Regions from separate parts of the Homo sapiens genome. Here all the other regions are linked to region 1. Evidence: chromatin loops called from intact Hi-C (ENCODE). Cell type or tissue: PC-3. All regions are shown on one strand. Each heading gives the region's core, and the rest is flanking DNA. Links, peaks and the distances in the headings are about the cores only.

Region 1 (10,622 bases), core at 3,348-8,347:
CATAAGAATCGTTTGAACCTGGGAGGCGGAGGTTGCAGTGAGCCAAGATCTCTGCACTCCAGCATGGGTGACAGAGCGAGACTCGGTCACACATACAAAAAAAGATTGAATCTTACTTAAAAAAAGCAAAAACAAAAACTAAATTTCAGATGTTTTCACCACAAAAAATGTTAAGTATTTGATGGATATGTTAACTGGCTTGATTTAATTACTCCACCTTGTATTCATAAATTATACCATCGCTTTTTATCCCAAAAATTTATATAATTATAAATTGTCAATTTGCAATAAAAAACTTAAAACTTATTTTAAATCTAAAAAAATATAAAAATCATGTCAATACCATTTGGAGCAACTGTTCATAAGACACAACTGGCTGGTAAATGTTTTTGTAACTCTATCCAGCTGTTAATTTTACATAGCTATTCACAGTGTGCACGTTTTACTAAATAATATTTCCAAAACAAACAAAAGAACAAATCAAGCTAAACCTACAGATTTCCTCTTCCAGAATGGGTTTCTGAGAGGAAAAATGATGAATACGAAAGTTCATCAGGACACTGCCAAGATCTCTCAGAAAAAACTCGTGAATTGATTGAGAGACGTAGGAGGGATACTGGAGGACCAACAATGGGGGCTTTATGAAAGGTTTGATAGCAGCCTAGGGGTCCCTAGAACTCCAACCCTGATATGACATTAATTAATAATTTAGGGGGAAAATAAAAGGCATGCTTATGAAATCTGTGGCTAGGAGCTGTAACACCCACAAGGCAATAAAGTCAAGATTTAAGGTTATCTCAACATACCAAAATGCTGGATTAAAACCAAGAAAATGAAAGGTACATGTAAGTGAAATGTAAAGTCCTGAATTTAGGTCTCAAAAAATTAATGGCTTACATTCAAGATGGGGGAGATCTGGCTTTTATTCTTCAGGAAAGTTACGGGGCAGGGTGGGGGGTGGGTAGGGGAGGTCCCAAAACACACTGACTATGAGATAGGTCTGGAGTCCCTCTTGCTGGATACCCTGGGACGTGGGGAGAGGGGGATGATTCTGGGGACAGGGGCTCACTCTTGTTCTGGCTCCTGGGAGCAGAATTGGGACTGGTGAGGGAAGGTTGCAGTAAGACAACTCAACTCAACCTCAGGAAGAACTTTCTATCACTCAGGGCTGGCCCAGCATCTGTCTCCTCACCAGTTCCCATATCCAGCTTGAGCAAGTGGAGGCTGACAGGTCTCATGACTGACTAGGGGACAGAAAAGATAATTATTGGGTGGCTGGATTAAAACAATGGCCTGGAGGGTTCTCTGAGGGCCCAGAAGTCTTCCCCAACATCTAGAGACAGACACTGCAGTCTGCCAAGCCCCCTGCAGAGTTGCTATGGTTAGCCGGGCAGTAACCCTCATTTGCCTTCCCCTCTGGGCCTTAACTGTGATGTTATGCTGTGGGACAAGTCAGCAGAAGGGCAGCAAATCAGATCTGCTCCCCAGCCTAACCCCAGCCCCACCCCAGCCCAACCCCAGCCTTTCTGGGAGCCCCCAGGGGCCTCCACAGCTGCCTACCCATCCCAGAAGCTCTGTGGCTGAGAGAGGCCCAAAGGCTGGGAGGATATACACCCGCACTGGCTGGAAGTGGGCACAGCTATGGGGAAGTGGCCATGTACGGAAGGGGGTCACTGGAGAGAAGAGGGGACAGGAGCATGCCAGCTGGTGTCCCTCCAGCACAGGACACAGTAGATCTTAGAGGTCCAGATGGATGCTGCTTCTCCATATGCTCCTTGGAAATGCTCCTGCCAGAGTCTCTGTGCCCTGTCCTTTTCCACAAAGCATATCATCATCCTGGGGCTGCCCACCAGCCTGGGAATTGAGCAGGGAGACAACAAGACCCCCATTTAATAGATGATAAAACTGAGGCCCAGGAGGCACAGATTGCCCTGGTTTGAACTGCAGCAGGTCTGCACAAATGGTCTAGATTCTGGGGACACTGTGGGGCTGCAGCCTCCATGAAGTCTAGCTTTCCAGCTTTGTCCTGAAGACCTTCCACGCCTTCCTGTCTTACTGGGAGGGAAGAATGGGAAGGGTCTCAGCTGCTGCTGGGGAGGCAGAGGCCAGATGGGTGTAGGCCTGGTTCTCATTGGGACCATGATCTGTCTGATGACAATCTGTCCTGCTTCCAGCAATGAGTTGAGGAGATATACTTACAATAAGTATTTCTACTACAATCATTGAGTGGCCCATTCTACTGTAAAAACTCTGGGCTGTTAGAGCCAGGCGGTCTATGTAAGCGGCTGCTCAACTCTGAGTTCACAAATGAAGCAACTGAAGCAACAGTGAGTGGAACTGACAACACAGCTAACTTCTATCAGATCCCCTTAAGACACAAACATAAAGAATTAGTCTACAATCCCAGCACTTTGGGAGGCTGAGTCAGGCGGATCACTTGAGGTCAGGAGTTTGAGACCAGCCTGGCCAACATGGTGAAACCCCGTCTCTACTAAAAATACAAAAATTAGCTGGGCTTGGTGGTAGACGTCTGTAATCCTGGCTACTCAGAGGCTGAGGAAGGAGCATTGCTTGAACCCGGGAGGTGAAGGTTGCAGTGAACCCAGATCGCGCCACTGCACTCCAGCTTGGGTGACAGAGTGAGACTTCATCTCCAAAAAAAAAAAAAAAAAAAAGATACAAACATAAAGAATTAAATTCGGTCTCTCATGCTCAAAAGCTTTTTGTAGCTCTCTCGTTAATAACTGAAATTGCATTATTAGAGCTTTCCTTTTTCTAATTTAATGTCTGACTCCTTTTGAAATGCAAAAGCCTAAAAGAGACACAGCGCTTTGTTATGAGTCATTTCCTCATCCATGTGAACAAGTTTATCAGAATATTTCCTAAAAGAAGATTCTGCTAGGGATGGGGAGAGAGAGAACGTTAAGTAACCTAGGACTCCAAGCAGTGATGCCTCGTTAGGAGGTAATGGATCTCAAAGGGGTTAGGTGTCCTCTTCTATTATTTCTCAGTTGAGCACAGAGTGACCCCGGTTCTGCCTTTGGCCACTGTATGCCTGGTTTTAGGCAAGGTTTTAGGTGATACATGCACTGTTCATAAAGTGTCAGCTTTGTAGCAGAAGCCTCAGGAAGGCAAAGTTCCTTCCAAATCAAGGATCCCTAATTGCTGCTAATGGACCCTAGAGGTCTTTATATGTGACCTGATGATACCCAAAGAGGATGAGAAAATGGATGGAGATGGCAGAGCCTAAGCAGGAGCTCAAACTCAGAACAGGCGTCCTGGCTTATTTGATGCACCCTGAATCCCAGAGCCCAGCAAAATCTGGAGGTCTACCACTACTGCATGCTGTATTCTTAGAGCAAGTCTCTTTTTGTCTTTGAGTTTTGATTTTCCTGTGAAATGAAGATAATTCTCCTTTCCTTGTCAGAGATAGCTTGATGTTGTACAAAACAAATTTCAAAAATAATGGAAATACTATCTAATAGCACCTATGGGATACAGCTAAAGCAGTGTGTCTAGGAGAATTCATAGCCTTTAGTACCTAACTTATCAACATACATTAATCATATTTATGTTCTAGGCCCTGTGCCAGATAATGAGGAGCATTTCAAGCTGAACAAGGCATGCTTTCTACCCCTAAGACATTTCTAGTTTAACTAAAAGAAAAAAAAAATCTCTACACTTAGCTGAAGCAGGACGTGAAATGTGGCCAGCACTGCAGGTAAACTGAACCTGCAGACCTTGAGGAAGCAGCCAGCCATTGAACCCGGAAAGGTGCTCCAGGGCATATGTTTAGCCTTTCCAAGAGAAAGAGAGAGGGAAATCCCTGCCTCCCCTTTACTTTCCCCTCCTCTCCCACCTTAAGCCTCTTCCACATCCACTCTCTAAGGCCTGGAATTCTTTTAAATAGACTGAGAGTACAGGCTCAGTATGTGATAAAGGCAGTTCAGTTTTCACTATGAGGTAAATGATTTGTATCAGAACCTTTTCTGAATACAATTTTTGATGGGTAAAACCGGAGACCTCCTGCAGGAAGTAAGGAGAAATAAAAAGGCCTCAGAGTAGAAGAGAAGTATAAAGAGGGGCTCGCTTGGGGGCTCCTGATGGCTGTATTAGCAACTCAGCCCTCAAATTCTTTGGCCTTTGCCAATCCAAATGATTCTTGGAAGGGCAACCTGCTCTCATTCACCAAAAAGAGGTCAGGCTTGCAGAATCCATGTTGCTGTGGTGGGTGCCTGGGATGGAGGGGCTTTGGTTCAGCCTGCAAGAGGAACAGTAGGAGGTTATAGTTCTCAAGAGGCCTCCTTCCTCCTAGATCCTCTGCCACATCCACTTTTTACTTTCCTAAGCAGTACTAAGAAAGCTTTTGCCAAGGCTTGCTTCCCTGGGAACAAACCCAAATGAACTGAAACCACACTGCGACCTACTGGTTCCCCACAGCTGCCTGGCAGATAGCTAATGCAGTCAATAAGCAGTCTGAAGTTCTGCAAGGCCCTTTGTAATTTACTCTGCTGTCTCTCTGAATGTATTAACAACTCCATGAGGTTGGGAGAGGCAGGAAGCCCAGGTCATCCACATTCGAAAGCCAAGGAGAACACAGGGATGAAGTAGATCTCCCCAGTTCTCTTTGGAATACCAAGAGGTGGCATGGGGGCTTAGGGTCTACTATCATCAGTCTCCCAGCCACCCCAAACTAACTATACCTCCCTTTAAAAATTGTACTAAAGCAGCTCTAAGACAAGTTCCCAAGCTTCTCCTCCAAACCAAGTTTCCCAGCCCCCAACCTCTCTCTCTCTCTCTTTTTTATTTTCAAGATGGAGTCTCGCTCTGTTGCCCAGGCTGGAGTGCTGTGGTGCGATCTCAGCTCATTGCAACCTCCACCTCCCGGGTTCAAGCAATTCTCCTGCCTCAGCCTCCCAAGTGGCTGGGATTACAGGCATGTGCCACCACGCCCGGCTAATTTTTTGTATTTTTAGTAGAGACAGGGTTTCACCATGTTGGCCGGGCTGGTCTCGAACTCCTGACCTTGTGATCTGCCTCCTTCCATCTCCCAAAGTGCTGGGATTATAGGTATGAGCCACTGTGCCCAGCCCCCAACCTCTGTTATATGCAGTCAGTGACCACCATGGGGCCAGCTCTCAAGGCCACGCTTTCTGATTCCCAGGTCAGTGTCCTTTCCTCTCTGCATTAGCACAGTCTCCGTGGAAGATTACATGGCCTGTTAAGAGACAGCGTGTGGGATGGTGTTGGGGAGGGAGGTGGGCACAAACATCTAATCTAGGGAACAGGAAACTTGGGGGTCTATGGTGCTACCCCTGCCCATCTCTAACACTTTCTCTGACCCTGGGATTCTGAACCTGGACTCTGCAGACTCCCAGGAGGTCCATGGATGACTAACTTGAATCCCCTTGTATTCACCAAGACACTAGGGTTATAAGCAACAGAAACGAGTGCTGGCCAACCTAACCAACACTGGGAATCCATTGGAAGGGTGTGGGGAGGTCATCCAATGGAAGGAAAAGCTGTGTTATGAAGACTCAGAGGCAAATCCAAAGCAGAAGAGGTCTGATTGGCATCCTCTGGCCAGCGGTTGGTGCAGACACCTGATGGACGGTCCCTCAAAAGCTCCATGTGAGGAGGAGGCTGACTCCCCAGGGGAAAAATCAGTACTCGAGAAAGAAGGGCTCATGGATGCAGGGTGAGCCCAAAACCTGATGCCCAACACTGCCTTGAAAGTGTGTGCCAAAATCCAGGGCTCTTTTTGGGAGCGGATCCAATGCTTTTGGAGACCATAAATTCCTCCAGACAGGAACCATTGATTGGCATAACAAAAGGAAGCCCTAGGAAAGCATCTGTGAAGGAACCAAAATGCATCAGAGTCTTAAAGAATTTGATGACCCCCAAAATGTTAAGCCACACTAAACTTGACTGTGAGTGGCGGGAGGGCAGGGGCTGTATGGTTCAGTGGTTCTCAAATCCGGCTACACATGGAAATCACCAGGGGAGTTTTTTGAAAAATACCAGTGCCTGAACAACCCCATCCCCTGCCCATCATCCATCCTTCCCTACCACCCTGTAGAGATTCTGATCCAGTTGGAAGGGGCAGGAGCTGTATTGTTAAAAGCCAGGTGATTTTGATATGAGTCAGGGCCAAGAACCAGTGACATCATCAGTATTTTATCACACGTATCAGTTTCCTTCTGATTAGAAAGGTTAAATGCAAGCTAGAAAAACCGAAAATAAAAATCACTTGAGGAAACACCACCCCTTGTGGACAAACATTGTTATTTTTTCTGTTCACCTACAGTTCACATAAACGCACACTTTTTATACAGAGTACAGACTTATAATGCATGTACATACTATTTTGTAACCATTACCATGTCCCATGGTCAATACTTTCCCTCTCATCCTGAGACCTCACTCTGTTCCTTAGGGTAAACCGTGAGAACTGGAATGGCTGGATCTGGGGGCGGGTCCCTCACTAGGGCTCTGGACAGATGTGCCTCGACTGCGAAGAGCTGATTTGTTGTCCCCTCACCCTGCACCCCTCCCTACAGGGCACATCCATGCTCTGGCCCTTATTGAATAATTCAGTCATTGCCGATCTGTTTGACGAAAAGTTTAACCGAACAATCCAAGCAAAAATCTGTTTGATGAAAAGGTTAACCCAACAATCAAAGCAAAATTGCATTGCTTAGATTACAAATGAACTTGAACTTTTTGTTTCGTGTAGTTAACAGCCATCAGTCCTGTTCATGCTGCATGTACTCGGCAGCCCTGTGTTGTGTTCTTCAGCGGGTCCAGCGTCTCTGCATCCAGGCCTGGGTTCACTGGCAGCCTCTCAGGAAGAGGTGGGGCACCCACGTGTTCCCAGGATCAGCAAGCAAATGGTAACAAGGATGAAGCCATCAGTGGGAGGCCTGTGAACTCAGGGAAACACCCAGACTGATTCTGGGTTAAGCTCATTCATTTAGGGATTGTTTTCTTTCTATTATTTTCTTTCTTCTTTCTTCTTTCTTTCTTTCTTTCTTTCTTTCTTTCTTTCCTTTCTTTCTTTCTTTCTTTCCTCCCTCCCTCCCTTCTTTCTTTCTTTCTCTCTCTCTCTCTCCCTTTCTCTTTATTTCTTTCTTTCTCTTTTTTGAGGCAGAGTCTCGCTCTGTCGCCCAGGCTGGCATGCGGTGGCACGATCTCAGCTCATTGCAACCTCCACCTCCTGGGTTCAGGCGACTCTCCTGCCTCAGCCTCCTGAGTAGTTGGGACTACAGGGGCCCACCACCACGCCTGGCTAATTTTTGTATTTTTAGTAGAGATGGGGTTTCATCATGTTGATCAGGCTGGTCTTGAACTCCTGACCTCAGGTGATCTGCTTGCTTTGGCCTCCCAAAGTGCTGGGATTACAGGTGTGAGCCACCGCGCCCTGCCAGGGATTTTTTTCTCATTCGCACTTCTTTCAGTTTGTATTATAAAAAATTATGCTCACATCCATTGTGTGGCTCAGAACTATCAGCCCCGCTGCTGCTGCCTCACACAGAGTGCCATGTGTACGATGTGCTCTTAGTTCTCACATGTCGTCTCATCGAAGCCTCAGCACAGCCCTTCTTTGGCAGGTGTTCATTTATCTCCATTTTACCAATAAGGAGTCTGGCTTCCAGGGAGATGACATGACCTACCCTAGGTCACACCCAGAAAATGTCTGTTTTTCTGTTTTATTTTCTATTTTTTAATTATTTTTTATTTTTTATTTGAGAAAGAGTCTTGATCTGTCAGCCAGGCTAGAGTGCAGTGGTGTAATCATAGCTCACTGCAGCCTTGACTTCTCAGGCTCAAGCGATCCTCCCACCTCAACCTCCAGAGTAGCTGGGACTACAGGCACGCACCACCACATCTGGCTAATTTTTTAATTTTTTGTAGAAACAGGGTTTCACTCTGTTGCTCAGGCTGGTCTCAAACCCCTGAGCTCAAGTGATCCTCCCACCTTGGCCTCCCAAAGTACTGTGACTACAGGGGTGAGCCATGGCACCTGGCCTCTGTTTCTATTTTAAATATGAGAATGCTGAGTTTGCACAGAGGTAAGGAGGCAGGAAGAAGGGCTGGGACTTCCCAGACTGTGTGTATCCACTCGAGGTGTCTTTAGTTCAAGGCTTTTAATTCTGTGGTTCTCAAACCACAGTGTGCGTTGGAATCATCTGAAGGATGCTTCAAAATGTAAAACAGAGATAGCTAGGCCCCAGTCCCAAGGGTTTCTGGTTCCCAAGGCCAGGGTTGTGGCCCAAGAATTTCTGTTTCCAATGAGTTCCAGGTGATGCTGACACTGCTGGTCGGGACCCCTCTTTGAGAACTATACACCCTGATCTCTCTTGGGTACCCTGGAGACAACCATTATTACACCCTGAGATGGGGAAGCTCCTCCAGTAGAGGAATGGCTTCACCGGGTTCAAGGATGAAAATTTCACAGGCTGTAATTACAAGGGCACCTGGCAGATCCCAGGAAGGACAAATCCAAGGTGTCAATGAGGTCTCTGGCTGCTAGCATGCAGCCCAGATGGGGTGGGAGGCCTGCCTGCCTCCAGTCCAGTGGAATTGCCAGGAATGGGAAGGAGTTTTTCCTCCTCCAGAAAGGATTCATGTGCAGTGCTGGAATCTGGGCCCTGTCTAGAAATGATGCCCAGGCTCTGCTGAGGCTCTAGCAATGGGCAGGGTCACTCCCAGATACTTCTCAGGACAGACTTCGGAAGATGAGCTTACTTGAGGGCCAAGTGAAGGATAGTGGGGGAAATGGACTGGAGTCTAGCCTGAAAGGTTCTGGCAGTTTCCTCTGCCCATCCATACCCACAGATCCCCCCAGTCATGGGAGATGATTCAGAGCTAATTTTGAGGCTCGGCAGGGGTAAGCAAGTCTCCCAACAGGTGCTGGGATGAGTGATGCCTCTCATGGGGGTTCTTTCTGGAGGGGCCTGGAGAAGGCCTTCCAACATCAGCACTGCCTGCCTGCAGCAGGACCCTCTCACCTGATATAAGGATCCACCTTCCTTTCTTTTTTTCCTTCCTACAGATATTTATTTATTCCATAATTATTAGCTGTTTATTGAACCATTTACTTTGGGCAGGCACTGACAAGATGCTGAGGACACTGCCACCAACAAGACAGGGAAGATCCTTGCTTTGCAGGTGCTGTCAAGCATGGGGAAAAAGACAATCAACCTAGAAACACACAAACTATTGACAGATTGATGAACATAAACCAGATGCTATGGGAAGACAACATTTATGCTGAGAGCTAAAGGAAGGGACGAGCAAAGGCCCTGGGGTTGGAAGAAGCAGGAGTGCGTGAGGAGCTAAGCAGATGGCAAAGTGACCAGAGCATAATGGGCAAAGGGGAGAGTGGCACTGGGTGAGGTCAGAGAGATGTCAACAGGGATCAGACCATGAAGTGTTTTGGAGGCCTTGGTAAGGAGCGTGGATTGTATTTAAAATGCAATGAGGGTTGGGAGGCTGAGGCAGGTGGATCACCTGTGGTCAGGAGTTTGAGACTAGCCTGGCCAACATGGTGAAACACTGTCTCTATTAAAAATACAAAATTAGCTGGGTGTGGTGGCATGCACCTGTAATCCCAGCTACTCAGGAGGCTACGGCAGGAGAATCACTTGAACCCAGGAGGCAGAGGTTGCAGTGAGCCAAGATCGAAGCCATTGCACTCCAGTCTGGGCAACAGATCAAGACTCCGTCTCAAAAAAAAAAAAAATGCAGTGGGGAGTCTAGGCAATAATCCTTAGTGTCTGCTGAAAATATTATGTTAAAAGCTGATGGCACAGTGGCTCATGCCTGTAATCTCAGCACTTTGGGAGGCCAAGACAGGAGGATTGCTTGAGCTTAAGAGTTCAAGACCAGCCTGGGCAACGTAGTGAGACCTCATCTCTACAAAATAACCTTAAATTAACCCAGCTTGGTGGCGCACGGCTGTAGTCCCGGCTACTCAGGAGGCCGAGGCGGGAGGATTGCTTGAGCCCAGGAGGCAGAGGTACATCACCTGAGCCCCCTGATTGAGCCAGCACCACAAAGAGAAAGGCCACTGGACAAAATCTGATCAAGACTCTAGATCTGACTGCCAAGTACAGGTAATACAGGGAACAGAGAGCAGAACATGTAAAATGACATCATGAGGGAGCAATCAGAAAAATCCAGCCTGCAGAAGTGCTACAGACCAACCACTCAGTCCATATGACAAACATACTGCAGAAGGGAAAAGAGACAGACTGGGGACCTGTGAACTAAAAGAGACTTCAGCATCACGTCTACCAAATGCAATATGGGGATGGTGGTAGACTTTATCATAATGGACCTTAATGAATCACACTTCCATGTCCACACCTCTTCTGCAATGCTATATTGCTTTTCTTCCTATCAACAGGAGAAACTATTTATCCACTGACTTGAACCTGGGCATCCCTTGTGACTTACTTGGGCCAATAAAATGTGACAGACGTGATGTGAAAATTCCAGAGTCTCGGACTTAAGAAGTTGTAGCTTCTTTTCTTGCTCTCTTGGAACCCTGAGACCACTGTTCTCTGAAGAAGCCCACACTAGCTTCCTGGAGGATGAGAGGCTGAGTGGAGAACTGA
Region 2 (10,622 bases), core at 5,157-10,156, 110 kb before region 1:
GAGTTTGAGGCCAGCCTGGCCAACATGGTGAAACCTTGTCTCTACTAAAAAAATACAAAAAAATTAGCCTGGTGTGGTGGTGTGTGCCTGTAATCCCAGCTACTCAGGAGGTTGAGGCAGGAAAATCACTTGAACCTGGGAGGCGGAGGTTGCAGTGAGCCGAGATTGTGCCATTGCACTCCAGCCTGGGCAACAAGAGTGAAACTCCATCTCAAAATAATAATAATAATAATAATAGTAATTGTGTTGTTTTCACTGGGTACTGTGGCTCAAACCTATAATCCCAGCACTTTGGGAGGCCGAGGCAGGTGGATCACCTGAGGTCAGGAGTTCAAGACCAGCCTGGCCAACATGACGAAACTCCATTCATACTAAAAATATAAAAATTTTTTAAAAATTAAAAATATATATATGAATTAGCTGGGTGTAGTGGTGGGCGCCTGAATCCCAGCTACTCAGGAGACTGAGACAGGAGAATTGCTTGAACCTGGGAGGCGGAGGTTGCAGTGAGCCAAGATCACGCCACTGCACTCCAACCTGGGTGACAGACAAGACTCCTTCTCAAAATAATAATAATAATAATTGTGTTATTTTAAACCACTGAGTTTGTTGTTTGAAAAAAAAAGTTGAGCAAATTCATTATTATTTCTTATATGCAGCACAGGAAACTAAACTATTCTCTAATATTCACCTAGTTGACTCCTATGCACCTCTTATAATCCCCTTCCCAGTCAGATTCATTTTGTCAGGGAAGCCTTCCTTACCCTCTCTGCCAAGGCCCAATCTCCTTGTCATAGGCTTTCATGTCCCTGTGTGCCTCTCCTCCACATGACCTGTCCAGTTATAATTGTGTGAGGATTCAATTAATATCTGCCCCTCCACTAAAATTGTATGTTCTATGAAAGCAGCCTGTCATGTTCTCCACTTTTTCTCAGGGACTAGCACAGTGTCTGGCACATGTAAGGTGCTCAATAAATATCTTTTGAATAAATAAATGATTTGTAGGACATTCAGAGTGAGGAGAAGTGGAGTGATAGGCAGGGGCTGGATTGCTCAGTGGTTAGAGGCTAAAATGGCACAGGGAAAAGTTTAATGATGTAGTCCTAAAAACTCACTGTTTTTTTTTTGTTTTTTTGTTTTTTTTTTTTTAGACAGAGTCTCCCTTTGCCACCAGGCTGGAGTACAGTGGTGCGATCTCAGCTCACTGCAACCTCTGCTTTCTAGGTTCAAGCAATTCTCCAGCCTCAGCCTCCTGAGTAGTTGGGGATTACAGGCACCTGGCACCATACCTGGCTAATTTTTGTATTTTTAGTAGAGACAGGGTTTCACTATGTTGGCCAGGCTGATCTCGAACTCCTGACCTTAAGTGACCTGCCCACCTTGACCTCCCAAAGTGCTGGGATTACAAGCATGAGCCACTGCGCCCAGCCAAAACTCACTTTTATTGTGACATATCTGGACAACTGGAGCTAAAGCGTGTTTGGGAACATCCTTGATGGGAATATGTTTCCATAAAACAGTCACACTGAGCCACCCCCAGGGCTTGGCTTCTCTTGGAAATTCCAGGGTCCTTCCTCCATCTAGATGTTCCTTCTAGAAGAACATCTTGTATTCTGATCCCCAGGTAACTTTCTTAACCATATCCTCCCTATGAGTTCTACCTTCATGGTCAGAGAAGGGAAATGCAGGGGGAGAAGAGAGGGGTGCAATGAGGAGGAGGGAGCTACAGCTTGGCAGTTTTAATAAAGCCCACAAAATGCCAAATAGCTGATAGATAGAAATGTGAGTCCATGGGGTGCTATGGAAGGAATTCCCCTCAAAATTATTATGTTGAAGCCCTAACCTTCCAAGTGACTGTCTTTGGAAATGGGGCCCATAAAAAGTTAATTATGGTTAAATGAGGCCATAAGGGTAGAACCCTAATCCAATAGGGCTGGTGCCCTTTTAAGAACAGGAAGGGAGGCCAGGCATGGTGGCTCACACCTGTAATCCCAGCACTTTGGGAGGCCGAGGCAGGCAGATCACGAGGTCAGGAGATTGAGACCATCCTGGCCAGCATGTTGAAACCCCATCTCTACTAAAAATACAAAAATTAGCTGGGCATGGTGGCGTGTGCCTGTAATCCCAGCTACTCAGGAGGCTGGAGCAGGACAATCGCTTAAACCAGGGAGTCGGAGTTTGCAGTGAGCCGAGATCATGCCACTGCACTCCAGCCTGGCAACAGAGTGAGACTCTGTCTCAAAAAAAAAAAAAAAAAAAAAAAAAAAAAAAAAAAAAAGAACAGGGAGAGAACCTGGAGCAAGCATGATGTGAGGACACAGAAAGAAGGTGGCCATCTACAAACCAGGAAGACAGCCCTCACTGGAACCATCAGCCAGCACCTTGGTCTTGGACTTCTCAACCTCTAGAACTGTGAGAAAGTACATTTCTATTGCTTAAGCTACCCAGTCTATGGTATTTTGTTATGGTGGCCTGAGCTAAGATAGAGGGTTATCCAAAAGGCTCCATTTTGTGCTATAAAAATAAGGTTGAGAGGCTTCAGCATTCTTAGTCTTGTATTCTCCACTGTCTTCAACTGATAGGTAGATAGAGACAGGGCCTCCCTCTATTGCCCAGACTGGAGTGCAGCTGTGTGATCTGGGCTCACTGCAGCATAGACTTCCTGGGCTTAAGCAATTCTCCTGCCTCAGCCTCCCACATAGCTGGGATTACAGGTCCATGCTACCACATCTGGCTAATTTTTTTTTTTTTTTTTTTTGAGACAGAGTCTTGCTCTGTCACCAGGCTGGAGTGCAGTGGTGCAATTTCAGCTCACTGCAGTCTCCAACTCCCGGGTTCAAGTGAGTCTCCTGCCTCAGCCTCCCGAGTAGCTGGGATTACAGGCACACACCACCACACCCAGCTAATTTTTTTTTGTATTTTTAGTAGAGACGAGGCTTCACCACATTGGCCAGGATGGTCTCGATCTCCTGATCTTGTGATCTGCCCGCCTCAGCCTCCCAAAGTGCTGGGATTACAGGCGTGAGCCACCATGCCTGGCCACATCTGGCTAATTTTTTAAAAAAATTTTGGCTGGGCATGGTGAGTCACCTGTAATCCCAGCACTTTGGGATGCCAAGGCGAGAGGATCACCTGAGGTCAGGAATTGGAGACTAGCCTGGCCAACATGGTGAAGCCCCGTCTCTACTAAAAACTACAAAAATTAGCCAGGCATGGTAGCAGGTGCCTATAATCCCAGCTACTTGGGAGGCTGAGGCAGGAGAATCACTTGAACCTAGGAGGCAGAGGTTGCAGTGAGCCAAGATCACACCATTGCACTCCAGCCTGGGTGACAGAGTGAAACTCCATCTCAAAAAAAAAAAAAAAAAGAATTTTTTTTTATATATATATAGAGAGAGATATGAGGTCTCACTATACTGCCAAGGCTGTGCAGCGAACTCCTGGGCACAAACTGTTATAAAAGTCCTGTTAATAAATAAATCCTCCTGTTTCCCATATCTGTCTCTCTGGTCCTCTGTTTCCCACAACAAAATGATCCTCCTGTCTTGGCCCCTCAAAGTGCTGGGATTACAGGCATAAGCCACCACGCCCTGCCCTTTTTGGTCTTTATCTCGTCTGCTGCTCTAGTGCCCCTCACAGAAATGTTGATGTTCCCCAGGTTTTGCCCTTGGTCTTCTTCTTTTCTCACTCCACACCTCCCTCAGGTGAGCCTACCCACTCCTGTTGCTTCAGCTTCTTCCAATGGTTCCCAAATCTGTAGCTTCAGCCTAGATTCCTTGCTAAGCCCCCAGCTCAGATATCTAACTTCCTCTGGGTGTCCCTCTAAGTGGATGTCTCCTAAATAAAGCCTGCTGTCTCCCCGTGCCAGTTCCCCCCTCCCCTGCATGCCCTCTCTTGGTACATGACATCACGATCCTTCTGATCATTCCAGCCAAAAACTAAAGGTCAACCTCAATTCCTCTTTTTCCTTACTCCTCATATCTAATCAGTTACAATGACTTGTCTTTTCTTTCTCTTAAATATTTACGTGCCTCTCTCTGTTTCTGTCTTTTCTGCCTCTTAGTCCCATAGGGAGAACCTGAAAGACTGTGACGTATCTGTTGGCTCTGTATGGCTTTAAAAAAAACAAAAACAAACACAAACAAACAAACAAAAACAGGCAAAAGGGAAAGGAGCAATGGATGCACAGGGGAAATGTTCTTTTGCTATTTTTTTTTTTTTTTGTATTTTTAGTAGAGATGGGGTTTTGCCATGTTGGCCAGGCTGGTTTCGAACTCCTGACCTCAAGTGATCCGCCCATCTCAGCCTGCCAAAATCCTGGGATTACAAGCGTGAGCCACCACATGTTTCTTTAGTCTATTCCATTTATAAGAAATGTTGGTATTGGGAGGCGGAGCTTGCAGTGAGCCGAGATCAGGGGCCACTGCACTCCAGCCTGGGCGACAGAGTGAGACTCTGTCTCAGAAAAAAAAAAAAAAAAAGAAAAGAAATGTTGGTATTAGCCACTGTGATTGGCACCAGCTGACATGGTTCCCAGTGGTTTCAACCTCCTGGTATTCTTGCCCTGTGTAATTCAGTCCCCTTGAGTGTGGGCTGGACCTAGTGACTTGCTTCTATTGAATAGGACAAGAGTATTTAACCGCCCGATAGGTTCACCTTGCCTGCTGCCTAGACACAGCCGCTTTATCAAGACAGGGGAATTGCAATGGAGATAGAGTAATTCACACAGAGCCAGCTGTGCAGGAGACCAGAGTTTAATTATTACTCAAATCAGTCTCCCTGAACATTCGGAGATCAGAGTCTTTAAAGATAATTTGGCAGGTAGGCGCTTGGGAAGTGGGGAGTGCTGATTGGTTAGAATGGAGATGAAGTCATAGGGTGTTAAAGTGAGGTTTTCTTGCCATCTTCTGTTCCTGGGTGCAATGGCAGAACTGGTTGAGCCAGACTACCTGTCTGGGTGGTGTCAGCTGATCCATCGAGTGCAGGGTCTGGAAAATATCTCAAGCACTGATCTTAGGTTTTACAATAGTGATGTTACCCCCAGGAGCAATTTGGGGAGGTTCAGACTCTTGGAGCCAAAGGTTGCATGACCCCTACACTGTAATTTCTTTTTTTTTTCCCAGATATTTTATCTTTTTATTAAAATCTCTTACTAAAGCCTTCTTACACTGTCTTGATGCTTCTTGAGTTCGGAGATTTGTTCTCCTTTAATTTCCATTTTCTTGACTAAACACTCTAGTTCACATTCTATCTCGTCACAGACTGAATGGCTTTCAGTTTCCTTCATTTGTTTGAGTAGTTCTTAGTGCTCCATGCTCATTTGGTCCAGCTCATCTTGCATTGCCATCAAAAGTTCAGATAAATTGTCACAAATGGAAATGGACTTTTCTGAGTCAGGAGTAATAGCTTTACACCAGGCAGTTGTTCTAGAAGGCTTGGGGAGACATCTAGTCTCAGTCACGTTAAAAGGTTTCTGAAGGATATGTGGGTCACGATGTTGCCTCATCTTTTCAGCCACAAAAGGCAGTGCTCCAAACTTTGAACAAATTTGCCAAGGTGGTCCTCTCTTTATACATTTAGTTTTCTTTGAAGATTTCTTCTTTTCCTTGGAGTGCTTTAAATTTGAAACTGAAGACATAATTTTACTGATTTCAAGTCCAGTTTGAAGCTCAGAAGCTTTGTCTTGAAATAGCTTACGCTGATGTTCTTCTTCCTTAAGTTTTTCTTCTAAATGTTTAATCTTGTCCTCAGCAGTTTTCTGAGTTGTTGTAAGTCTAAAACACTCTTTTTCTAAGACATCAAGCTTGTCAAGTTTTGCATACAGCTTCATCTGATCTTGTTCTTTTTCCCTCTGAAGCTGGGCCTGTTGTTCTAGGATCATGTTCTTTTCTCGCTCTACATTGAGAACCATTCTCTTTGTATATTCTAGTTGCTTCTCTAGAAGAGTGCAACGAGACTGGGCTGAGCTTAACTGTATACTTACATCTTTTTTCTGCTTTATCAGCTCCTGATGTGCTAGATTTCTCTCATTTGTTTCATTCTCTAAGGCCTTCTTATACTGTGCTGCTTCTCTGGAAAGAATGTTCAGGTCATCTTCAGCTTGTGTTCTCTCCAGCTCTAAACAATGAATTTTTTCCTGAAGAGTTTTTAAGGCTAAAATAAGAGCTTGGCTATTTGGGCTATGAAGTATCTTAGGAGAGGTAACTTCTAAGTTCGCAGGATGGCAATTCTGAGATGGTTCATTCTGGGTGAATGAGGGAACAAATACTCTTTCTGGAGGTTTATGATAGCTTCCTACTATACTATGCATTAATTCAGAATCCATTATCAAGCAGACGCTCTCAGTCAGCCCCTGCCACCGCTAACCGTTGGTTCGCGGGCACCCCCCTAAATTGTAATTTCTAATCTTGTAGCTAATTTGTTAGTCCTGCAAAGGCAGACTGGTCCCTGGCAAGAAAGGAGTCTTTTTTTTTTTTTTTTTTTTTTTGTAGACAGAGTCTCACTCTGTCACCCAGGCTGGAGTGCAGTGGCATGATCCCGGCTCACCGCAACCTCCGCCTCCTGGGTTCAAGCAATTCTCCTGCCTTAGCCTCCTGAGTAGCTGGGATTACAGGTGTGCACCACCACGCCCGGCTAATTTTTGTATTTTCAGTAGAGACGGGGTTTCACCATGTCGGTCAGGCTGGTCTCGAACTACTGATCTCGTGATCTGCCTGCCTCGGGCTCCCAAAGTGCTGGGATTACAGGCGTGAGCCACCGTGCCCGGCCACAAGAAGGGAGTCTTTTCGGGAAAGGGCTATTATCAATTTTGTTTCGGAGTAAAATCACGAACTGAATTCCTTCCCAAAGTTAGTTCAGCCTACGCCCAGGCATGAACAAGGACAGCTTAAAGATTAGAAGCAAGATAGAGTCGGTTAGGTGTGATTTCTTTCACTGTCATAATTTCCTCAGTTATAACTTAGCAAAGGCAGTTTCAAGTATAGATGTCACAACCAGGACTGGATTCTAAAAGACTGACTCTGCCTTTTTTTTTTTTTTTTTTTTTGAGACAGAGTCTCACTCTGTCACCCAGGCTGTAGTGCAGTGGCGTGATCTCTACTCACTGTAGCCTCCACCTCCCAGGTTCAAGGGATTCTCCTGCCTCAGCCTCCTGAGTAGCTGGGACTACAGGCGTGTGCCACCACACCTGGCTAATTTTTGTATTTTTAGTAGAGATGGGGTTTCACCAGGTCGGCCAGGCTGGTCTTGAACTCATGACCTCGTGTGATCCGCCCACCTAGGCCTCCCAAAGTGCTAGGATTACAAGTGTGAGCCACTACACCCAACCAAGCCCATATATATATATATATATATATATATATATATGTTTTTTTTTTTTTTTTTTCGAGGTGGAGTCTCCCTCCATTGCCCAGGCTGGAGTGCAGTGGTGTGATTTCTGCTCACTGCAACCTCTGCCTCCTGGGTTCAAGCGATTCTCGTGCCTCAACCTCCCAAGTAGCCGGGACTACAGGTGCACGCCACCAAACCCAGCTAATTTTTGTAATTTTAGTAGAGACAGGATTTCACCATGTTGGCCAGGCTGGTCTCAAACTCCTGACCTGAAGTGATTCACCTGCCTCAGCCTCCCAAAGTGCTGGGATTACAGGCATGAGCCACTGGGCCCAGCCCCAAGGCCCTATTTTTAAGGTTACTTTTTATCTATGGCAAATGATACTATGTTCCACTTGTGGAATGATATAAAATTCCTTTTTAAAAATAAATGTTTTTTTAAGTTAAAAAGTGAGTTGAAGGAAAAATATAAGTAAATAATACTATGGTGTGTTGGTAAAGCATTTCCTTCAGAAAAAAAAAAAAAGTCATGATTTGTAGTGTGTGCTGATTTCTATGGTGTAAGTTCTTCCACCATGCCTATTTCTAGTAATCCAGGTGATGGCACTGTACCCAGAGCTGGGAAAAAATGGGCAGAAGGAGCAAGCTCCAAGTCTGCACAAGTGACTCCAGCTCACCACTGGGTGGGGCTCAGATATAGCAAAAATCAGGAAGGTGGTATGGCAACAACTGACGCTTGAGAAATGCCTCTTGAGTCACCTTTGATTAGAATCGTATTTTCCATAGCAGAGCACAACTGCCTTGAGTTCTTGCTAATTTGACTACTTCTTGCTAATTTTCGTAAACCTGCAGTACCTGGCAGGGTAAGAGGGGTGGGCACCTCTCAACAGGCTGAACCTTCTGGAAGAGGTACTGGGGGAACTACTCTTCTGCCTTAGGATGGCAGTGACTTGGAGTTACCTCTAGTTCCTGGCTGTCGGTAGCTCAGCTCCAGGGAGAGGTGCGGCCCCAGGTGGAGGACAGAGTGAGAAACAGGATGATGTGTCGGGGCAGGGTCTGACTCACACCTGTGGAAGGAAGGACCTTCTCGGTTCGTTTTTATTTAAATGTTCCTTCCTCCCTTCCTCCCTCCCTCCCTCCCTTCCTTTTTTTTTTTTTTTTTTTGGGGACGGAGTTTTGCTCTTGTCACCCAGGCTGGAGTGCAATGGCCCAATTTTGGCTCACTGCAGCCTTTGCCTCCCGGGTTCAAGCAATTCCCCTGCCTCAGCCTCCCAAGTAGCTGGAATTACAGGTGCCTGCCACCGCGCCCGGCTAATTTTTGTATTTTTAGTAGAGACAGGGTTTCACCATATTGGCCAGGCTGGTCTCAAACTCCTGACCTCAGGTGATCTGCCCACCTCGGCCTCCCAAAGTGCTGGGATTACAGGCGTCAGCCACTGTGCCCGGCCTCTTCTCTTTTCTTTTCTTTTCTTTTCTTTTCTGTCTTTCTCTCTCTCTCTCCTTCCCTTCCTCCCTCCCTTACCTCTCTACTTTCTTGCTTTTTTTTTTTTTTTTTTTGAGATGGAGTTTCACTCTTGTTGCCCAGGCTGGAGTGCAATGGCACAGTCTCGGCTTACTGCAACCTCTGCCTCCTGGGTTAAAGCAATTCTCCTGCCTCAGCCTCCCTAGTAGCTGGGATTACAGGCACCCACCACCACACCCAGCTAATTTTTTCTATTTTTAGTAGAGATGGGGTTTCACTATGTTGGCCAGGCTGGCCTTGAACTCCTGACCTCAGGTGTTCCACCCGCCTCAGCCTCCCAAAGTGCTGGGATTACAGGCATGAGCCACCGCACCTGGCAAAGATGATTTTCTTTCAAGAAGTGTGAGATAAGGGCCAATATGAGGAGAATAGAATGGAAAAGGAGAAATTTACAGTTTTATATTGTATTACAGCTACTGCAACAAAGTGCCGCAGGCCAGGTATCTTACCAACAGAAATTCATTGTCTCACAGTTCTGGAGTCTAGAAATCTGAAATCAAGGTATTCGTTGGGTCCTTCTGAGAGCTGTGAGGGAAGGACCTGTACCAAGCCTTTCTCTTTAGCTTGTAGATGGCCATCTTCTCCCAGTGTCTCTTCACATGATCTTCCCTCTATGCATGTCTGCCTGTCTACCAATAACCACTTCTTATAAGGACACCAATCATATTGGATTAGGACCCACCCTAATGACTTCAATTTTAACTTGATTCCTTCTGTAAAGACGCTACCTCCAAGTGAGGCCACATTCTGAGGTACTAGGGGTTAGGACTACAACATATCTTTTTTTTTTTCTGGTGGATGTGGGGTGGGCGCACAAATTAACTAATTAGCAGGCCTAGAAGTTCTTTGATGAGAAGTAGACTCTATCAGGGTCTTCAGTCACAGGAGTTGAGATGCTGACTCTGTCAATGGGATACTGTCCCTTTTACAAGTGCCCTGAGAATTTATCCTGCCCAGTGGGGGTCAGACCCTTCAGGGAATAACCACAGAACAATTTTGTCTTAGCACAAGACTCTTCCTATCTGCAAGTAATTTGCAAGGATTTCAAACATCTCCGGAGGCTGTAGCCAAGCCCTGGCAAACATCCGAGTCTGTTCAGGGTGTACAGCTTCTGACTCAGGTGGCCAGGCTTGGACCACCTTGCTAAGGGGTCCAGGCCTCTAAAGATGCTCTGGATCTCCTCGGAGGAGACTATTTGTTTGGGGCCAGTTGAGCTTCTTCACCGAGAAGCCTCAGGGCCTTCCCTTGCACAGCCCTACCTCGCTGATTCCCTCACTGGCTGTTCTGAAACTGAAAATGGCCACGAACGGTGTGAGGCTTGTAGACCCTAACAGTGAGGGATAATATTTTGCCAATTGACTGCATTGAATGGAGTCAGTAAACATAGTGACTGAAAATCTTACCACTGTTGATAAGTATTTTCTGAGTACCCAATAGGTATTGTGAGAATACTTTTTTTTTTTTTGAGACCTGGTCTTCCTCCTGGGCTCTAGGGCTCAAGCTATCCTCCCACCTCGGCCTCCTGAGTAGCTGGGACTACAGGCCCAAGCCACCATGCCCGGCTACTTTTTGTATTTTTTGTAGAGATGGGGTTTCACCGTGTTGCCAGGCTGCTCTCGAACTCGTGAGCTCAAGTGATCCTCCCGCCTCAGCCTCCCAAAGTGCTGGGATTACAGGCGTGAGCCACAGAGCCCAGCCCAAGAATACTTATGGAGTCCTGTGACAGATTACAAAATTAGCCCCAACTCTCTGCTCATCCCTGTACTCATAT
Region 3 (5,000 bases), core at 1-5,000, 59 kb before region 1:
TGGAGAAGCTAGGTTAAAGCAACTGAGTTCATCCTAACAGGCCAGGGTGGTGAGGACGGGGTGGGTCCCTCTGTTCCTCAGGCCATGCCATCAAAGCTGCTGCTGTCCACGTGTGGTCAGGAGTCTTAGGCGGTATTTGGGGGTGGGAAGGGGGTGTGCCAGTGAACAGTGTATGTCAGTGCCCCACAGGAGTTACTATTTTCTGGAGTTCTGGGAAGGGAGGAGACGGGGAGTGTCCCCTGGGCACATTACATTTCCAAACCCGGGGAGCAAGGGAACCGTCCTCAGAAAGGCTGTTGGGGTGTTGGGGTCACAGTGTGCTGTTCCTCCCCAGCTTCCTACTTCACTTCAGCCCACTGGGTTTACTTTTTCTAATAGCTGATGTTACTTAGTGGACAAAAGAGAAAAGAAGAGGGGGCTCAGGAATGTGCAGGGACAGCAGGGCAGACATGGAAGCTTTGTGCGGTCAATGGGATGCTTAGGTTTGGTTGTAGCATGGGATCAGGCAGATCTACTCTGTCAGAAACACATTTTCTTTTTTTTTTTTTTAAGATGGAGTCTCGCTGTGTCACCCAGGGTGGAGTGCAGTGGCACTATCTCTGCTCACTGCCACCTCCACCTCCCCAGTTCAAGCGATTCTTCTGCCTCAGCCTCCCGAGTAGCTGGGATTACAGGCACTTGCCACCACGCCTGGCTAATTTTTGTATTTTTAGTAGAGACAGGATTTAACCATGTTGGTCAGGCTGGTCTCAAACTCCTGGCCTCAGATGATCCACCCATCATGTCCTCCCAAAGTGTTGGGATAATAGGCCTGAGCCACAGCACCCGGCCAGAAACACATTTTCTGGTTCTTTCAGTGCAACCCACCACTGGAATAGTGGGGTCTGGGAGAGTCCATCTCCCCTGAGTTATGCACAAGGGGCAGACCCCAATTGCAGATGATCAAGAGTTCCTACCTGGTACCAAGGCAGTGACAAGGTTGTGGCCTTCTGCATCAGTTTTTGCCATCAGTCCTCAAGGGTGCCCCACCCCTGGAGCTACCTGGATGACCTCAGTGAAGCAAAGGCCAAACTGTTTGTGACCCCTGCATGGCTGCTTCTGGGCAGTGGGTCAGCCCTTCCTAGCAGTGTTAAGGAACCCAAGCATCATGGGCTTCAGCATCCTTAGTAGAATCCCAGAGATGGGATCACTGAGGTCAGAGGGCATTTTGAGGCTCTACTACATATAGCAGAAGAACCGCCCAGCAGAGACCAACCAACCTACAGAGCTACAAAAAATAAGTTAAATTCCCTATGAAGGGGAGTTGGGGCAGCCTGGAGATGGATTGCTGCTGCACCAGCAGGAGAGCATCGCTTCCATCCTGGGTCTTAACCACCCCTAGAAACCAGCAGACCTCAACAGCCCCCTTGCACCCCCCAGCCCAGAATTCTGTACAGTGTGTTGGGGGAGGAGGGTACACCTGGAACACCAGGACCGTGTGGCTCTGAGCCTCTGGTACCTCTGTCCTCCAGAGCCCAAGCTAACACTTCTTGCAACCCTGTAAGGCAGAAGACTGCAGTTTCCCTTCACTTCCCTCTTCCAGGCTCTAAGTGCAGCTCTCCTTTGCTCCCAGCTCTGCGATTCAGATGTTTCCATACCTGCCTCTGCTCTTCTTACCCATTCCCAAGCACCTCTCTTGTTGCTGTTTATGTCTCTGCCACACCTGCAGAGCTCTAAGTCTTCATTTGAAAAACGTATCCTATTTACTTATTTATTTTTGATTAGGCAGTAGATGCACACAATGTGATATTTTGAGGATTGAAAGGATAGTGGGGAAAAATAAGTCTGCTCTTCTACTCCTGTCCCCAGACATCCAAGTCCGTGTCCAGAGACAACCACCATTAGCAGTACTGGAGATATTCCATGCCTATGTAAATATAAATATACTTCATAATAGTAGCATTTATAATATGCCACCAAGGGTAGGTACTGTTGTAAGCAAACAGAGCATAAAGTAACAAGTAACTTGCCCAAGTTCACACAGCAAGAAAAAAGAGCTACCTTAGTCTTTTCTTTTGAAACAGGTCTCCCTCTGTCACCCAGGCTGGAGTGCAGTGGTGCAATCTCGGCTCACTGCAACCTCTGCCTCCTGGGCTCAAGTGATCTTTCCACCTTAGCCTCCCGACTAGCTGGGACTACGGCACACACCATCAAACCTAGCTAATTTTTTGTATTGTTTGTAGAGACAGGGTCTTGCCATGTTGCCCAGGCTAGTCTTGAACTCCTAGACTCAAGTGATCCGCCTGTCTCAGCCTCCCAAAGTGTTGGGATTACAGGCGTGAGCCACTGCACCTGGCCTGCCTTAGTCTTTTTATGGAGGCAGAATGTTTAGTACTTCATTTTAGTCTGTTCCAGACCTTGTTAAAAGTGCTTTTTCTGCCCTTCCCCTTGTCCACCCCCAAGGAGTGAGTGTGGCATCTGGAAATGCCCTCTGACCCCTGTGGGCAGCAGCTGTCTCTGTGTGAAGCCTCCTCAGCACTGAGCATGGGCTGGTGGAAGGACACTGCCCACCTGACCGTCTGACTCTGCCCTGCTGGGGAGTCCGTGCAGTCAGGGACTGTGATTGCTCATTGCCGCAGGTTCAGAGCCGAGGTGCTGATTGAGGTTTGGTGAGCAGGTATTTTTGGAGTTGGCACATTCCTTCGAGCATGGGTTGTATAATTACTGCAGGCCAGCCTTGTCTGTCCCCTAATGGAATTGGCAAGCTTCTCTCTCAGCTGGGGTTAATCTAAGGCCTCTGAGTCAGCCTTGGCAATTGTCCAAGATAAGGATGGTACAGGAAGTAATAAGAGGAACTTGGGGAAGAAGAGGTCCATTTAACAGACACCGGAAACCACAGTTCAGTAGGTTTAATCAATAAGGAAATGTCATGATGGGGGCTGCTCTCAGGCTGGGTACAACGTTGGGAGTGGAATGGAGTGGGATCTTTTTCCAGAGCCCCGGTCCATCCTGGGAGCCCTGGTTGTTCCACTCTGAACCCTGGCCTGGTGCAGGAAGAATCTTTGGAACCCCTAATGCAGTCTTCTGGGACCAGAAGATCTCAGCCCTCTCTGTCCAGAAGAGGGGGCAGTAAGACCTTGGGCAGATGGCCTGGGTGCTGTGACTCCAGAGGTGAGAAGCAAAGCCAGACGTGGCTGTGGCTGTGTTGGGCTGGAAGCCCAACACACTGGCCGATCCCGTGGCTGGGGCTTTGGCCACACTTTTATTCTTCCTCTGAACTGGAAACAACAGAGAAAACCTTAAATGCCTGGTTTGGGGCCATATAAGAGATAAAAAGAAAGCCAAGGCATCAGCAGCCTTGCTGGCCCCAGTTGGCCTTCGTGGCCTCAGTTTCCTTATCTGAGAAATGGGGAAACATCTACTCCATAGTGATTTTGTGAGGTTGGAGATATTGCTTATAAGGTGCCCTGTGTAGGGTTTGGTGCATGCAAGATTCTTGATGAGTGATGCTTCTGATACAGTGATGGTGAAGACACTGGGGGGCTTAGTTGTAGACAAGAGAGGTCTCTGGCCAAGTAGTCAGGATGATGGTCCAGTCATAGGAATCTCTCTCCACAAGGAATTTCAGTGAGAACAGAACTGGAGAGATCCCCAAGTCCACGTCTTCACGGATGGGGACCCTGAGGCTCAGAAGGGAGAAGTGGCTTTTCTGACCTGCCTCCAGGAAGATGTAGGGCGAGACCTCAGTTCAGGGTCCCCGGGTCCCCGGTCAGGCTCTTTGCCATGGAAGCAGGTGGTGTGGTCACCTGCTTCTCAGCTAATGCTAAGAGGCTGTTTTTAACTGGTTGTGTATATATACCTCACCTTACCGCACAGAGGATTTGTGGAGCTTGTGACGCAGGCAGCTTGGGTAGAGCAGTGGAAACCACAGTGGGAGCAGAAGCAACTCAGAGACCCTGCTGGGCCGTGGCTTCTGAGAAGTGAAGCTGGATGGCTGGGAAGAACTTGCTCTCTTGCCGGTGCCTCCCCACCCCATCAGGATGCATGCCCCATTCTGTCTAATTCAAGGCCTTTCTGTGGAATGCTTCCTTCCCATGGAGCTCAGATTTGGCTACCTGGAGATTTACTCTAACAATTTTGGTGGAATTTGGCACATACATTGACATTCATAAAGCCCTAGGGGTTGGACAAGTGGGTGACTGACAGGGGTGGGACATCCATCCCCAGGAACCTGCTGTCTTTGCCCTCCCTTGGGGAGGGGGCCTAGAAGCAGCTCCATGGTTTGGTTCCCACTCAAAACCTACCAGGTTTATTATAAACAACTTTATTCTTATAAATTTGGCAACTTAGAAGAAATGGACCATGTTCTTGAGAACCACAAACCACTAAAACTCAGCCAAGATGAAACAGACAACCTGAAGAGACCTATGACTATCAAATAAGTGGAATTCATAAATAAAAAGATCCCAAAGAAGAAATCTCCAAGCCCAGGTGATTGCATTGGAGAATTCTATCAAACTTTTAAAATGAGAATTAACATCAATTTTACACAGCCTCTTCCAGAAAATAGAAGGGAAGGGCATACTTCCCAATCCATGCTATGAAGTTGATATTACTCTGATATCAAATGCAGACAAAGACAGTATAAAAAATGTGAAAGAAAAAGAAAATACAGACCAATATCTCCCAAGAACACAGATGGAAAGATTCTCAGCAAAATATTACCAGTCAAATTCGGCAATGTATAAGAAGAATATATGACATGTGTAAGTGGGATTTATCAGTTATTCCAGGTATGCAAGTCTGGGTCCAACTTTAGAAATCAATCAGTGTAATCTATTATATGAAAAGGCTAGGCTGGGCGAGGTGGCTCACGCCTGTAATCCCAGCACTTTGGGAGGCTGAGGTTGGTGGATTGCCTGAGCTCGGGAGTTCGAGACCAGCCTGGGCAACATGGGGAAACCCCGTCTCTAGTAAAATACAAAAAATTAGCTGGGCATAGTGGCGGCATGCACCTGTAA

The links. Peaks named below come from ENCODE experiments on the same cell type or tissue, not always from the same donor. Only the 100,000 strongest peaks of a DNase experiment are listed, where the experiment ranks them.
Region 2: a loop joins it to region 1, with 8 times the contacts of the local background. A loop is called at or near these places in 2 of 110 quality-filtered maps.
Region 3: it touches region 1 in a loop (2.5-fold over the local background); 22 of 110 quality-filtered maps call a loop at or near these places.

What each region holds. Positions count from the first base shown.
Region 1 is chr10:70,268,638-70,279,259 of GRCh38, reverse strand. All of the region lies in intron 1 of NPFFR1 (neuropeptide FF receptor 1), which reads left to right. Among named protein-coding and RNA genes, the nearest start is that of NPFFR1, 10 kb to the left of the region's middle. RefSeq lists an enhancer at 6,026-6,125. In PC-3, for the core only: a CTCF peak has its summit at 6,267; no DNase peak of the experiment used is centred there; H3K4me3 peaks cover 348 bases.
Region 2 is chr10:70,385,129-70,395,750 of GRCh38, reverse strand. It overlaps the pseudogene CEP57L1P1. Among named protein-coding and RNA genes, the nearest start is that of LRRC20, 7.8 kb to the right of the region's middle. In PC-3, for the core only: a CTCF peak has its summit at 8,005 (motif pointing right); DNase peaks (open chromatin) are centred at 8,010 and 8,340; H3K4me3 peaks cover 886 bases; H3K27ac peaks cover 1,321 bases.
Region 3 is chr10:70,329,699-70,334,698 of GRCh38, reverse strand. All of the region lies in intron 3 of LRRC20 (leucine rich repeat containing 20), which reads left to right. Among named protein-coding and RNA genes, the nearest start is that of NPFFR1, 48 kb to the right of the region's middle. RefSeq lists an enhancer at 2,652-2,946. In PC-3, for the core only: a CTCF peak has its summit at 3,096 (motif pointing right); a DNase peak (open chromatin) is centred at 2,788; H3K27ac peaks cover 282 bases.